2 separate regions of the Homo sapiens genome follow, and region 1 is linked to region 2. Evidence: read pairs that join two places in POLR2A ChIA-PET (ENCODE). Cell type or tissue: GM12878. All regions are shown on one strand.

Evidence for each region. Peaks named below come from ENCODE experiments on the same cell type or tissue, not always from the same donor. Only the 100,000 strongest peaks of a DNase experiment are listed, where the experiment ranks them.
Region 1: POLR2A ChIA-PET joins it to region 2 with 7 read pairs; 2 of 35 experiments call an interaction of 5 or more read pairs at or near these places.

What each region holds. Positions count from the first base shown.
Region 1 is chr17:66,572,580-66,580,579 of GRCh38, forward strand. All of the region lies in intron 3 of PRKCA (protein kinase C alpha), which reads left to right. Among named protein-coding and RNA genes, the nearest start is that of PRKCA-AS1, 160 kb to the left of the region's middle. RefSeq lists an enhancer at 4,981-5,941. In GM12878, no CTCF peak of the experiment used is centred here; no DNase peak of the experiment used is centred here.
Region 2 is chr17:66,980,694-66,988,693 of GRCh38, forward strand. All of the region lies in intron 1 of CACNG4 (calcium voltage-gated channel auxiliary subunit gamma 4), which reads left to right. Among named protein-coding and RNA genes, the nearest start is that of CACNG4, 20 kb to the left of the region's middle. RefSeq lists enhancers at 2,274-2,775, 4,695-4,954. In GM12878, no CTCF peak of the experiment used is centred here; a DNase peak (open chromatin) is centred at 4,908; H3K27ac peaks cover 372 bases.

The DNA.
Region 1 (8,000 bases), 410 kb before region 2:
GCCTTAATCTCCTGGGCTCAAAAGATCCTCCCACCTCAGCCTCCCAACTAACTGGGACCATAGGTGCACAACACCATGCCTGGCTTTTTGATTTTTTTGTAGAGATGGGCTCTTGCCACATTACCCAGGCTGGTCTCAAACTTCTGGGCTCAAGCAGTCCTCCTGCCTTGGCCTCCTAAAGTCCTGGGTCATGAGCCACCCCACCTGGCCCTGAGGCTTTTCTGACTAAAATATTTTAAAATGTTATATATTTTTAAAACTAGTTTTTGCTATAGTATGAGATGAATATCTGTCCCCTTTTGAGTAAATTTCAATTAAAAAATACAGAGTCCTGTAATTCAGTGATAAGGGAGCTGGGGAGGCCCTTACTTTCAAACCTGAAGAATTACATCTGCTTCCCAAGAACTGCTTTCTTGGGAACTTTTAAAAGTATGTATTTGTTTTTGTGAGTTTGTAAGAGCTGCGTTCTGTCTACAGAGGAACTTGTTAATGAATCCCTCCTCTTATGATATTTTATATAGAAATGCTTGGTTTGTGGGTTGCGCCCATGACATACACTCTGGGAAATAAGAAAATTATAGACAAACCAAAATAGAAAGCAGCTCCTCTCTCAAGGTGAGTTCAGCAGTTGTCAGTGGATAAAAGGACCTTGTAATGAGCAGCTAAGCCCACACTCCTGAAATGCCTTTTCATTGCAAGAGTGAAAACGAGAGATAAAGGAGGTTTTTTCCTGAGTAATTCTAGCTTGCCTAGCACGCTATGAGCAACAGATAGAGGCCAACTTTAAAATCTCCATGACTGAATTATACCACCAAAACTTGTGATCAGTTCGTTTTCTGCTGAAATCAGGAATACATGGGTCATTAATATCAAGTAGAATAGAAAAGAGAAAAGCAGTACCTAAACGCAACCATCTTTTTTATCCTCAGTTGGAAAAGTGTCTGTTTTCTTCTAATTATAAAGATGCTGCATGCTCATTACAGGAAGTTCTAAGAGTATCAAAAAGTGTGAAGAATTAAAGATTAACCAAAATTCTGGGAAAAGATTGTTATAACAATGTTGACAGGCATTTACAACAAAGCATAACATTATTCTTTGACATTATGCTTTGTTGTTGTTTTTAACAAGCTATATCTAGCTTCCTATTATTTTCATTTTGAAGTGCGACATTCACCCATCAGAATATACACTGAACTCATAAAAATATTCCATGTTTCAAAAGATGAAATACAACCTTTAAATAAACACCTAGAAAAATGGCCTCCCTGGGCACAGGGGTGCATGCCTGTAGTCCCAGCTCCTCGGGAGGCTGAGACTGGAGGATCACTTGAGGCCAAAGAGTTTGAAACCAGCCTGGGTTTAACACAGACCCCCATCTCTAAAAAATGAATTTATTTTAAAATTTTTTATATGGCCCGAAGGGTATTAAAGACAACAATGTAAAACAAGATCCTGCTTATTAAGTTAATGAAATCACAACACCCAGGGTTGACAAGGGAGCCAAAAATGGCAGTCTTTTTCTGTCTTATGGCCTATACGTTGATATGGTATATTTGGAAATGAATTTGGTGATATGTATCAATAAGCTTTACTGTTTATAATCTTGATCTGAGAACTTCATTTTTATATTTATTTGCCTAAAGAAAGACTATATTTATAAGGGTGTTTGTGTTGAAATGGTCATTCCAGTGGAAATGGCCTACATGGAATGGGCTGTACCTCAGCTGGACTTCAATTCAAATGGCTGTCTGCCAGCTCCGAGCCTTGGACAAGTCACTTAACCTCTAACCCTCAGTCAGTCTCTATATTTTTAAATGGGGACGACAATAATCCCTGTCTCAGAGTGTTTTTATGAAGATTACAATGTAATTTAATATGCAAAGCACTTAGAACCCTGTCTAGCACGGAGAAACAGCGCAGTTGTCACCCCTTCTCTGCAGGGGATACATTCCAGGGACCCCCGTGGAAGCCTAAAACTCCAATAGTGTCAACTCTGTATAAGCAGGTTGATTATCCCTAATCTGAAAATTTGAAATGTTCTAAAAACCAAAACTCAGCGGTGAAAGGAAATCCCCACTGGAGCATTTCGGATTTTCAGATTGAGGCATTTAACCAGTTAGCATGAAACAGATATTCCAAAATCAAAAAAAAAAAAAAAATCCTAAATTCCAAGCACTTCTGGTCCCAAGCATTTTGGCTAAGGGATACCCAACCTGTACTATGTTTCTTATGCATTAATATGTCTGATCCATTTATAAATTAGGCACAGTAAGAGATTAACAACAATAATAAAATAGAACAATTCTAACAATATACTGTAGTAAAAGTTATGTGAATGGGGTCTCTCCCTCTCTGAAAATATCATACTGTTGATGTTAGCAATCTGGGCATATGAAATTTCACTTATCGGGAATTTTCACCTTTTCACTTAAAGTAATTTCCAGCTTCTCTTTGACATATCTGAATTGCCGGTGTCACCACTCTGGTACTTTAGGGCCATTATGAAGTAAAATAAGGATTCCTTCAGTTCAAGCCCTGTGATACCTCAACAGTTTATCTATAACCGATGGCTACGAAGAGACTAAGAGGCGGTAGCAGCATCTACAGAAGGGGTCTGCTGGACAAAGGGATGATTCGCATCCCAGATGATATAGTGGGATGGTATGAGATTTCATCACACTATTCAGGATTGTGTGTAATTTAAAACTTACAAATTGGGCCAGGTGTGGTAGCTCATGCCTGTGATCCCAGCATTTTGGGAGGCCGCGGTGGGCGGATCACCTGAGGTCAAGAGTTCTAGACCAGCATGGCCAACATGGGTGAAACCCCATCTCTACTAAAAATACAAAAATTAGCTGAGCATGGTGGCGCACACCTGTAATCCCAGCTACTCGGGAGGCTGAGGCAGGAGAATCACTTGAACCCGGGAGGCGGAGGTTGCAGTGAGCCGAGATCGCATCCTTGCACTCCAGCCTGGGTGACAAGAGCGAAACTGTCTTAAAAAAATAAAGTTGTTTATTTCTGGAATTTTCCTTTTAATATATTCAGACTGAGGCTGACCACAGGTAATTGAAACTGGAAAACAAAACCACACATACAGGGATTACTTGGAAACATTGCCTGTTACCACCTTATGCATTGGTGTGAGGCTTGAATGGAGTAACACCTGAGGGCAGTGTCTGGATAGAGTAAACCAGCATTCCATGTTAGATGATATTCTTAGTGTTAGTATTAGTACATAAAACTTAGAAACAGGACCGGGCACGTGGCTCATGCCTGTAATCCCAGCACTTTGGGAGGCCAAGGTGGGTGGATCATGAGGTCAGGAGTTTGAGACCAGCCTAACCAACATGGTGAAACCCCATCTCTACTAAAAATACAAAAATTAGCCAGGTGTGGTGATGCATGCCTGTAATCCCAGCTACTCCGGAGGCTGAGGCAGGAGAAGTGCTTGAACCTGGGAGGTGGAGGTTGCAGTGAGCCGAGATTGTGCCACTGCACTCCAGCCTGGGCGACACACCCAGACTCCATCTCAAACAAAAACTTAGAAACAAATATTCATCTAATAACTGGAGGAAAAGCAAAATAAATTTCAGATGGAGGCTGTGCTATGAAGACTGTCACAGTTGGTTACAACACAGTGTTCATTGTAAGGATACCAAATTTCATGTGCGCGGTTGCTCTACCAAAGGATATGTGCATGGGAAGATGAAGTAAAAGGAGATGTATTCCACAGGTATAGTACCAGCTTCCATGGTGCCTGGCAAAGCATAAAGAAGCTTGGGTTTTGGCCTCTTGAAATTAATTTAAAGCATGAGATGGGCTTAAGCCCATACTATAGAGACCATTAAGATGCAGGAAGAGCTTGATAATTCTGGACCAGTCTATAATTTGAAATAAATGTATTTTGAAGGGCCAAAGCCAGTGGCTCTTTACTGCAGCATGTAATTTGATTCCTATTGGTTTTTGCAAGGTGCTTGAGGACTTTTTTCATGCTGAAATTTCATTTCTGCTGTTCGCAGGACAAGAGAAATTTGATACCCATGTACGACTTGACCAGGCTTGAAATTTCACTTTATTTGATGGTTCGGCTAGTCATATATAAATTAGTGGGTTCAGGCTTCAGTAGGGAACACACACAGAGCCAGCAGCTGTGGCCTGTTCCTGTCTCCTGAGTGAGGAGCATTCACGATGTTCTTTTCACTTAGAGAGGGCTTAGGGAAGATTTATGTGTTCGCTGTCTCTCATTTCTGTTCTCAAACCCTTGTTTTCTCCGTGGAAAATGGTGATGTACTTTTTTTTTTTTTTTTTTTGAGACAGGGTCTTGCTCTTTAACCCAGGCTGGAGTCCAGTGGTGCGATCTTGGCTCACTGCAGCCTCCACCTCCCGGGCTCAGGTGATCCTCCCACCCCAGCCTCCCAAGTAGCTGGCACTGCAGACGATGCACCACCAGCTAAGTTTTGTATTTTTGGTAGAGACGGGGTTTGGCCATGTTGCCCAGGCTGGTCTTGAACTTCTGGGCTGAAGCGATCTGCCTGCCTCTGCCTCTCAGAGTGCTGGGATTACAGGTATGAGCCACCGTGCCTGGCCCTGTGATGCACTTTTAATCACAGCGGTATTTGGTCAAAGGATGGCAGAATAACTAGGCTTGTGGGCTAGGGAGCATCCAGGAGGGACACCTGGTCTTCCGTGAGAGTCCGGCGATGGGGATCTTTGCATCCCTCTCTCACATTGGTCAAGGCCTCATTTCTACTCCTGATGTCTACTCCTGATTTGGGCCTGAGAGGTGCGAGCTCCCTTTCCAGAGTAGAATAAGCAGATGGTGATTCTGAGCAATGTGGGATGTGGACTGCAGCCTGGGCAAGGGAGTCCCTTGAGATGAGTCCTCCATAGCAGCCAGGATGCCACCCTGACTTCTGGCTCTCCTGACTCAGTCCACTTTTAGTCTCTTTTTCTGCAGGCCATGAAATAGCTCAGCCCCTGGCCTGCTTCAGACCTAGAGCTCAGCCAGCCTGCACTTCGGCTCTGGTTACGTCTTGGAGATCTGCTCTGTTTCTAGCCCAGGGAGGTGCGTAGTTTATATGGAAGTGAACTATATCTTTTTAAAAATACATTTCCTTCTTTTCTTTTTTATTGCGTCCATGTATTTAGAGCTAAAGGAGAGGTCCACAGCATGAGTTTATACTTCACCTTAGCCAGAAGTCCCTGCCACATTTATCCTTAGATCAGAGAATGACACTGGAGTGAGGACGGGGTAGTGGGGGGTAGGGAGTGGGGTGCTGCCCTAGCCTGTTCCCAGATGCTGCATAAGTCATCGTTTTCAATCCTGCATGCTTAGCTTCCGACCCCTGTCACCCTGCCACCCCCTCAGAAGCTGCCGCACACCTGCTCTGTGCCATGGACCAGCCAGAGTGCAGGGTTTGTGTCATGCGCCCCCTCCACCCCGTGAGCTCTTTCTTTAACCTTTCTCCTGCAACTCCTCCTCAGCCCCCTTTGAAATGCCAAATTCAGAAGCTGTGTTTCCCTTCCTCAGCCAGCTAACGAGAGACTGAATTTAAAACAAAACAAAACAAAACAAAACAGCCCTCATTGTCTCCCTTTGATATTTGCCTTTCATCTCGTCTGTCCCAGGGTCGGGGCATCCACCTAGGCCAGCACTCTGGAAAGACGCCTCACCTGCAGCAGGTAGAGCCCAGCAAGTCGGTCCAGGCTTCCGCACATGGTCATGTCCCCATGGGTTTGTCCACATGGGTTTGTTTGTCCTTGGAAACCCTTCAGCTCCAGGGAGCCTGAAGTCCTTGGCGAAGGATAAAGTGGAAGGGGAATGCAGCATGAGGGAGTCTTTCTGTTCATATTCACCACCTGAAAATTACAATGGTTCAAGCAGTGCACCTTCTAGACGAGGTGGTCTCAGCAAGCCTTAAAACCATCTGGTCAACAAGAGCAAAACATGTATAAGGCCATGAATGTACCTGGGGCTGGTTTGGTTTGGTTTGCACAAACCACCCCCTCCTCTGAGTGATGTATAAATAAGAAAGTAAACCCATCTCCCTGCCAAGTCATTCTAAAGAAGTAGCCCTGTCTTGGATGCCCATGTTTGTCTTCCACACCCTTTAGTGTAGAAGACATCAGGGCCCACCTCTGCATCCTGGGCCTGTGGTTCCTGTCCTCTTCATCCAGATCTGTGACTGTCGTGATAGTGTCCTAACTGACCGCCTGTCTCTCTGGTCTTGTGCCTCCTCCCAGCCGTCCTCGGGCCCCCTTGCACTGTGGATCACGTCCCCATGCCGACACTCATCTGTTTCGACCTGTGGGTGGCTCCCCGCGCAGCTCGCCAGGCAGGCCTCTGTGAACTGACTCTGAGAGTGCTCTCTGGCCCCACCGTTGCTTCTCACCTCTGCACTTGCAAGAGGCTACTTGTGCTTCTGTGCAGGCTGTGGCCTCTTGGGGCTCCCTGCATCTGTGGTGGCTGCTGCTTTCTGCTCGGAGCATGTGCACATGTGCGTTCCCTAGTCAGTACACAGTCAGCCCCTGCTGTGGCGCTGGCACACAGCAGAGAGCAAGAGAAGTGGCTTTGCCCCCCATTGAACAGACAGAGTAGTAGGGAAGACAGACATCAAGCTAGTCATCACGACCATAATTACGTAATTACCCTTTGTGACAAGAGCTGTGAAGTGGCAGGAAGGAAGCAGACCAGGGTCAAGGATGGCCTTCCTGTGGTGTGATGTGTAAGCTGGAATTTGGGTAGGAAATAGGTGGAGAAAGAGCCTGAAGAAAGATGTTTCCGGAACCTGCGATCAAGATGTGTGAAAGTCGTGATGGGAAAATGAGGATGACGGTAGCAGTGGGTAGGGGTCAGAGGTCACGCTTACCAAGGGTTTACCGTGTCAGGCACGGGTCTGTGTTACCTCATCACGTCCTCATACGACACTGCAAGAAAGGTGCTTTTACCATCCCCACTGCACACATGTGAAAACTGAGGCACAGAGAGGCCAGTGGGCATGCCTGAGCTCACGTGGCTGGTAGGGTGGTGGGATTTGGACCCAGGTAGTCTGGGTCCCGGGATCAAGCTGCAGTCACTGCAGCATCTTGCTGGGACCTTGAAAGAGGCCTTTGTGACTGGAACTGAAACCAGGGAGCTAAGGCTGGAAGGCAGAGGCAGGGCCATGGAGATGGTTTAGGAAGTGAGTGATGAAATTTGGATTTTTATGTGATCAGACTTGGTTGGGAGGACAGTGGATTGAAGGAGAGGCAAGGGAAGGAGGCAGAGAGAGGAATTATACACCGAAGGTTAAAAAAAAAATCGGGGGTTGGACTTCCCTCCTTCTTTCACTTGGTGCTTTCTCCTTGCCCTTCAAGACCTGGTGCAGGTGTCACTCTCTCTCCTCGGCTCACTCTCTTTCTCTGCGCCGGAGATCCTCAAGATCAGGGGAGATGTCTCGGCATCTCTCAGGGTTCCTCATGCACAGGCGGCTTTCCACAAATAAATGAAAGGAATGGAGGGAAAATAGTTACAAAGCTAAGAAGCAAGATGTTTCATTGGGTAATTTAACTTTTCAAGTTCATAACTCTGATGTGACTTTCACAGTGTAAGCTGCCTGTGGCTGATACTTTACTCATGGAGTACTAGTGGTCTGTTATTCAAGCTAAAATTTCCATTTCCTTATTAGCCTGAGTGACCAGCATTACTCCCCTAGCTCCACATTCTTAGGGAGTCAAGAGGTCGCTTTCAGCAGGCCAATCTGTGCACGACCTGCTGGTGCTGCAGCATTCCTTACTCAGATCTCAGAGACCCTGGGATTTTGCAGTGCTTTGGAAAGCTGACAGGGCTGGCACTGGGGGCTGGCTGGGATGGGAACAGGCTGCCCCTCTTGGCTCTCCATATAGGCCTGAGAGCCACGTGGTCCCACATGAGACACTGAGCCATGTTTGGGCTCCGCCTCCAGGGTTCCACGCATTCTTAGCATCTCAGCAATCCAAGGACAAACACATCAGCTTCC
Region 2 (8,000 bases):
CTCCCTGCAACCTTCACTGGGTTCAAGCAATTCTCCTGCCTCAGCCTCCTGAGTAGCTGGAATTACAGGCGTGCACCACCACACCTGGCTAATGTTTGTATTTTCAGTAGAGACAGGGTTTCACCATGTTGGCCAGGCTGGTCTCAAACTCCTGACCTCAGGCAATCCGCCTGCCTCAGCCTCCCAAAGTCCTGGGATTACAGGCGTGAGCCACCGCACCCGGCCTTGTTAGAAACATCTTTGCATTTCTTCCAGAGGTTCCTCTAAAAGAACAAAAAAAAGAAAAAGTAAATAAAAAGAAAAAAATCTTTGCATGGTGAATACTGGAGGAAAGGCAGTTTCCAATGTGACTCGTGCGACCCTGAAACAATCCCTCACTCTTTGTGGCAGTGAGTCAGTTGACCCTTCAAATGTCCATCAATGCAGAGACACAAGCTTCCCCTTGTGTCTTTGTTGCCAGGTGCTCAGAATGTTACCTTCTGTTCTTAGCAAGAGTTTCAGTTAAGGCAGAAGCGCGAGGGAATATGGAAGGAGATGCTGATCAAGTCCAGCATCCTCCAGCTGAGATTCCCAGTACTAGGACTACAAAATTATCCCTCAGTTCTAATCAAATTTGCTACCTTCAGTAGTAATGTCTGTTCCTTTCTTCTTGCTCAGTCTTTCCTATAGCTGAAAACAAAGCAATCATCTTCGACCCTTAATAGCCCTTCATATTCTTGCAAGCAGTTTTTTTGGGTTCTTCTTTGGTCTACCCATCTCTGGAGGAAAGGGAAGGAAATTTACCTGGTTTTTTGTTTTGAAACCTAGTTGCTTTCTCTAGACTGTGGCTTGAAACATACAAGCCTTTGTGCAAAGCACTGGGTCAGGGTTGGGGGTGCTGGGGCCGAGAGAACCACAGGAGACCCACTCTGTTTGTCACCAGTGGCCTCTTGAGCCGCCCGTGAGTAGGACGGTGCTCAGGCGAGCCCGGCAAGGTCCCCTCCGCCCTAGCTGCTTATCCATTCAACACCCTCCTGCTGGCTCCTCTGTTTAGAGTCCAGAATTATGAATAGTTTAAAAAATAAGAGCAAATGCCTGCTGAGCCCTTGCTATGCACCAAGCACATTAGGTATTATCTCAAGAACTTTCCATATGTTATCTCAACTTATCTTTGTAACAGCTATAATTTCACACTAGTTAATTACTTAACTATGATTTAATCAGATTTCAGGTATATTATTGCAGAAAGAGAGCTAACTCTTATAAAAAAAAATTTTTAGAGATACGGTCTCACTCTGTCACACAGGCTAGAGTGCAGTGGTGGGATCATAGTGTGTCCAGAGTTGATTCATTCTGATAGGTTTATGGGCTCGCTGACCTCAAGAATGAAGCCATGGACGTTTGCGGTGAGTGTTACAGCTCTTAAAGGTGGCACGGACCCAAAGAGTGAGCAGCAGCTAGATTTACTGTGAAGAGTGAAAGAACAAGCTTCCACGAGTGGGAGGAGACCCAAGCGGATTGCCGCTGCTGGCTAGGGTGGCCAGCTTTTATTCCTTTATTTGTCCCCGCCCATGTCCTGCTGATTGGTCCGTTTTACAGCATGCTGATTGGTCCATTTTACAGTGTTGATTGGTTCGTTTTACAGAGTGCTGATTGATCTATTTTACAGAGTGCTGACTGGTCCATTTTACAAACCTCTAGCTAGCCACAGAGTGCTGATTGGTGTGTTTTTACAGAGTACCAATTGGCGCATTTTACAAACCTGTAGCTAGCCACAGAGCGCTGATTGGTGCATTTTACAAACCTCTAGCTAGCTACAGGGCGTTGATTGGCGTGTTTTACAATCGTAGCTACAGAGTGCTGATTGGTGCATTTTACAATCCTCTTGTAAGACAGAAAAGTTCTCCAAGTCCCCACTCAACCCAGGAAGTCCAGCTGGCTTCACCTCTCAATAGCTCACTGTGGCTTTGAATTCCAGGGCTCAAGCAATCCTCCCACCTCAGCCTCTTGAGTATCTGGGACTGCAGACGTGCACCACCATGCCCATCTAATTTTAATTTGTTTATAGAGATGAGGTCTTGCTCTGTTGCCCAGGCTGGCTTCAAACTCCTGGGCTCAAGCGATCCTCCTGCTTCAGCCTCCCAAGTAGCTGGATTTACAGGCACAAGCCACCATGCTTGGCTATGAGAGCAAACTCTACTGTGGTTCCTATTAGGTGCCAGGGATTGCCCTGTGCACTTTATATAGATTAACTTGCTTAATCCTCCGCCAGCCTGTGAGGCAGGTGCTAGCACTACTTCCATGGTGTAGATGCAGAAACTGAGGCACGGGGAAGTTAAGCAGCTTGCCCAAGGCCCCGGAGCCAACAAGTGGTGAAGTCAGAATTGAAACCCAGGCTGTCTGGCTTCAGATTCCATTCTCTTCATTCGGCTATACCTCTTCCCAGTTGATAACAGTGGTAGCTATGACATGAAAATCTCTGCAGGCACTTTGCAGAGTTCACTTCCTCCTCACAATGCAGCATGGATGGCACTCCCCTTGTGGGAGACTCACCAGCCTGTGACACCCCCCAGCACCTGCACCCAGGTCTCCAGCCCCAAAGCCCCTGGCAAGATCTTTCTCAGCCCCATGCTAAAAACAGTCACATGCCTGCTGCACGCTGGGGAAAAGGCGAGGTTGTGGGGTGGCTCAGTGTGCTGCGAATATCCAAAATAACCCATGGTGACCCCAGGAATCTGGGGCCACAGTGAAGGCTACCCAGGCTGGAGGAGGAGTTTAGATGGGAAGAGAGCAGGACCCGCCCCTCAGGTGTGTCCCCGTGGTTGCCAGATGCTGGCTGTGGGCTGGGCTGGCACAGCAGGCTTCTTGGAGGAGGTGGGCACAGCGTCGTGACCAGAACAACGCACGATGCCAGGCCCCAGGTCTGACTCATGCAGTCTAAAGAGAAAGGATTCTGCTGTCAGACTGAGGGCGGCTCTTCAGATGGGGCACTCTCCGCAAAGAAGGTGAAAATCATTCTGCTCGAGACAGATCCTTTAAGAAGACATTAACCATGCACTTCAAAGCCCTGGAACCCATGTTTTGCAGGGGCTGCCACCCACTGGCACACTTTCACACCCAGGTTCTGGTTGTTGGCATTCACGTGGTGACTCCCAGCTCGCACAAAGCAGATAGAAAAACAGGCTGATCATACTGTGTGTTTCCATTCATACCCTGTTCAAAAGCAGGCAAAACGAATGCAAGGCAGCGGAGCTCAGCACAGTGGCTCCCTTTGTGGGCTGTTGTCTGGGAGGGTGCAAGGTGTGTGAACAATGTTCTATATTTTGATCAGGGTGCTGGTTATACGGGTGTAGACACATGTTCATCTAACTGCACCCTTAGGATTACTCTCTGTAGATTATCTTCAGTAAAAATTAAAAATAGTAGCCAGCTGCAATGGCTTGAACCTGTAATCCTAGCACTTTGGGAAGCCAAGGCAGGAGGATCACTAGAGGCCAGGAGTTCAAGACCAGTTTGGCAACATAATGAGACCCCGTTTCTAACAACAACAAAAAATTAATTAGCTGGACATGGTGGTGCACACCTTTAGCCCTAGCTACACAGGAGGCTGAGGTGGGAGGATTGCCTGAGCCCTGGAGTTTGAGGCTGCAGTGAGCCACCACTGCACTCCAGCTCTGGGCAATAAGCAAGACCCTGTCTCAAAACAAAAACAAAAAACAAATATAGGTCTGGGATGACAAAGACTCACAGATGGCCTGCCACCAGCCTGCACCCGCCCCCATTCATCCCCAACTGCTGGCCTGTATTTTCTTCAGTCCTAGGTGATCCAGCAAATACTAGTCGAGAATGTGTGTGCCTAGCCCTGTGCTATGTTCTGGGGACTCGTTCATTCATTCATTCAGCACTTATTTTTGCACCCAGCCTCTTGGGAACAGGGTTTGACCTTCTGGAGGAGAAAGATACTCCTGTATCTGCAGATTCTGAGACTCGGAGCTGTTCAGAATGACATGACCTCCCACTTGTTCCTGCCTCGCCATCTGCTTGTGCTGTCTCTCATGGGATCCTCATAACCCCACAGGAAGGTGGGTTCTGTCACCCTGGATTCTTCACCCAGAAGGCGAAGCAGCAGGGGCAGAGTTTGACTTGAACCCGAGCCTGAGTTTAGCCTCGAGCCTGAGCCTGCCTCAGGGTCCCCAGGGTTACCAGGCTGGGAGTCTGTGCTGACAACAAGCCCAGTGTCATTCTGCTCACCTCGACCTCATCCTTGGGGAAATGCCCCACTGAGCTGAGCACACCAGCTCAACGAGACCAGACCAAAGGGTGGCAGGGGACTGACATGGTTGGGGTGAGGAGGGTCTGACCCAAGGGCAAAGAATGGCCTTGCTTCTCTGAGACCGTCCTCTCTCCCAGCCTGGGCAGCTGTGATCGGGAGATACTGCCTGGTACCCTGCTCTGGGGGGCTCCCACCACCCGCCCTCATCCTGCCTTATCTGTTTCCAACTCCCTACCTGCATTTTCTTAGTCTCTATTCAAATCCAGAAAATGCTCATTGAGGATTTGAAAACTAAATCCCAGGCTGAGTCCTGGGCACTCCCAGATTCATTCATTCATTCATTCAGCAAATATTAATATTGAGTGTCTGCTACTGCTCAAGCAGCATTCGAAGTGATAGGGAAAGTTTTCTTCATAGCAGAGAATAAAACAGACAGCAATTCAGTAATGAGTCTATTGTCCAAGAGAGACAAACAAAAAGCAAGAAAAGAAAGGAGTGTCAGGGTGAGGCTTGTGATGTTAGAGTGTCATTTGTCTTAGTGCACTCAATTCCAGGGAGGCTTGGCCTCTATCAGCCTGGGAAAGTCCCGGGGGGCTTCCCAGAGGAGGCAACATTACTCTTGTCTTGCAGAATGTGTAAGAGTTCCCCAGGCAGGGGAATATACAGAGGCACACGTCTTCCTTCCTGAATGCACACATGCAGTCTCCTATTCATTCTTTATTCATCCAGCAGACATTTTATGGAGCACCCAGATGAAAAGTAGAATCCTGTCCTGTTCCTCAAAGAAATCAGCGTCCAGTGGGAGAAGGGAGACAGAGGGACGGCCATCTGTTACGATTCTGTGTGGAAATGCGTTAAGTGCACGTCCAAGGAGTGGCAGTAGCACAGAGTGGGAAGAGGAAGGTCCTTGGAGGCAAGGGATGTGGTCAGGGAAGTTTCTAGATGGTAAGTCATGTGAGCCAGTTTAGGAAGATGAACACAAGTTTGTTTAAAAAAGGAAAAAAAAAAGAAGAAGAAGAAGAAGAAGAAGGTTCCAGACAGAACACAGGCAAAGTTCCAGAAACATCATGCCTGCTCCGGGGCATTCCATAGTTACCCAGTGCCTACCAGGGGCCCCCGGCCCTGAGCCAGCTCCTGGGATGCATGGGACAGAGGGATTGTTCCCGGATGCCTAAGAAATCTGGTACTATCGAAACAGAAAGCCTCTTATGAGAGGAGGCCAGAAGCTGGGGACAGGGAGGTAGGAGAACAGAAGCAAAAGGGCCCTTCGCTCCATCATACCTGCTTAGGAGCCTGCCTCTGGCCCTCCTGGCCCAGCCGTGTGGGTTGAGGGTCTCACCAAGGGGACATTCAGAGCTGATGTGTGTCTGGAGAGCTCATGTGGCTTCTCCTATGCAGGACGGAGCGGAGGGAGCAAGGCTAGGGCAGGGGCACTTGTTGGGGAAACACTGGAAAATTCCAGCCCGGGGGGATGAGTCCTGAATTAGGACAGTGGAATGGAGGAGATGGTGGATTTGAAGGAGATGGTGCCTTGGAAATAGACTGGATGCAAGAATGAGAGCCCATTATGGGGAAGGGTGATGTCACTGAGCAAGACAGGACACACAGGAAGAGCAGAAGACATATGAGTGAGGCGGATAAGTCCAGCTCCAGGGGGAGGGCACAGATCGCTTGGAGCAGATGGTACAAGGCTTGCGTCTTAACTAATGTCTTCACTCTTTAACTATCTCCAATTTACAGAGAGAATTTAGCTTCCAGTGGTTGCTGGCAATCTTTGGTGTCCCTTGGCTTTGTAGAAGCATCACCTTCGTCTCCGCCTTCTCTTCACATGGCGTTTTCCCTGGGTGCATGTGTCTCTGTCCAAATTTCTCTTTTTATAAGAACACCAGTCATACTGGATTAGGGTCTACCCTAATGACATCATCCTTAACTATACTACATCTGTAATGACTTTATTTCAAAATGAGGCCACATTCTGAGATACTGGGGGTTAGGACTTACATGAATGGATTTGGTGTGGGGAGGGGACACAGTCAATTCTTAACAGCCACATCTTGAGTGATTCCATTTATACGAAATATCCAGTGTATTTACAGAAAAAAGACAGCAGATTCGTGGTTGCCAGGGGCTGAGGGGAGAGGGGAATGGGATTGACTGCTTAATGAGTACAGGGTTTCCATTTGGGGTGATGAAAATTTTCTGAAACAAGGAAACAGGCTCAGAAAGATTAGGTAACTTGCCTGAGGTCACACAGCTGCTAAGTGGTTAAGATGGGATTTGTTCCAAAGTTTGTATTCTTTCTATTGCAATTGGGTTCAAGTGGAGGTTTCTTCTTGGACAAATTATTTAGATTCCCAGACCCTCATTTCCTTATCTACACAATAGAGTCAACATATCACCCTTATCCTCTACCCATGTGAGAATTCACAGAACTCACCTAGTGAGAGTCACTGGTACATTCTGAATGCTTACTAAATGGTCATTATCATTACTCTCTCAGTCAGGGTCCATCCAGGAAAACAGAAACCACTCTGTGTCTTTCAGACAGAGGAAATTTAATAGAGGGAGTTGATCACTCGGGTGATGGAAGAGCTGAGAAGCCAAACAGGAGAAGCATCAGGCACTGAGATGTGGGGCTGCAGGAAGCCCCTTTCAGAGAGAAAATGAGAGAGTGGTTTTACCGGAGGAGGTTGGGACCACAGAGGGAGGGGCTTTCCAGAAGTAACTAGACCCCCAGAGGAGATGCAGCAGCTGCAGAAACACTGTCCAAGGAAGAGGGGGCGAAATACCCTGACTTTCCCCTTTTGACGGCCCTCTTTTCCATCAGAGCCTCCTACTGACCAAACCTACCCAGAAGCCAAGGGCAAGGGAGCCTGGGAAGCATGGTTCCTGGGATAAAGAAGCGATCTCAGCGGTGCATTCAGCTGGTGAGCAGAGCTTACTGTTGGTCTCTGTGTGCCGGTTCATGCACGATGTTGGCATGCTCGAGACTGGGCATGGTCCCAGTGTGTGCATACTCTAGGTATGCACCCAGGAAAGGAGGCAGAGTGGGAGCCCTTGAGAGTGTGCTTTATGGCTATACATCCTTTTTGTGTGTGTGTGTGTGTGTATATATATATATACACACACACACACACATGCAACTGCACACAGTGTGGTCACAGAGCTACCACCCTGATAGCACCCAGCTTGGCTGCATGAATCCCCGTGTACTGCACCTGGGAGCATGTGAGGCCATCACACAGCGTCTGCAGTTCCATCTGCCTGGAGCTCATCCTGTCCTGTTGCCATGGCGGGAAGACCCAGGCTGGAGCACACGCATCAAGGCTCAGCGCTGTCTGCTCCAGGGTGTCCTGTGACTCGGCCAGTCCGGTCATCAGAACTATTGTGTGCATGTATCTCATCTCCAAACAGCCGCCGGCAAGCAGGAGAGGAAAAGGCCCTTGAATCTGCGGCACCAGCTTTTCTTTGAAGTGAGGAAGCAGAGTTTCTGTTTTTCTTGGAAATCCAGCTCCATCATGAGGGATGTTGCTGCATCTGCCTCTTGGCTCCGCGTGTCTGCCTGGCCTCCTGCAGGGCCTCCCCGCCCATCCCCATCACTTGCCCCCTCGCCTCGCCTCACCTCAGTAATGCATCCGGCCCTTGGATCTGTCACCAGTCGGTTGCAACAGAGCAGCTCATGGTCTCTGCTGCTCTCCAGAGGCTCTAAGGAGATATGGGACGTCAGAGGGGTCTCTTTGCCTCTCTT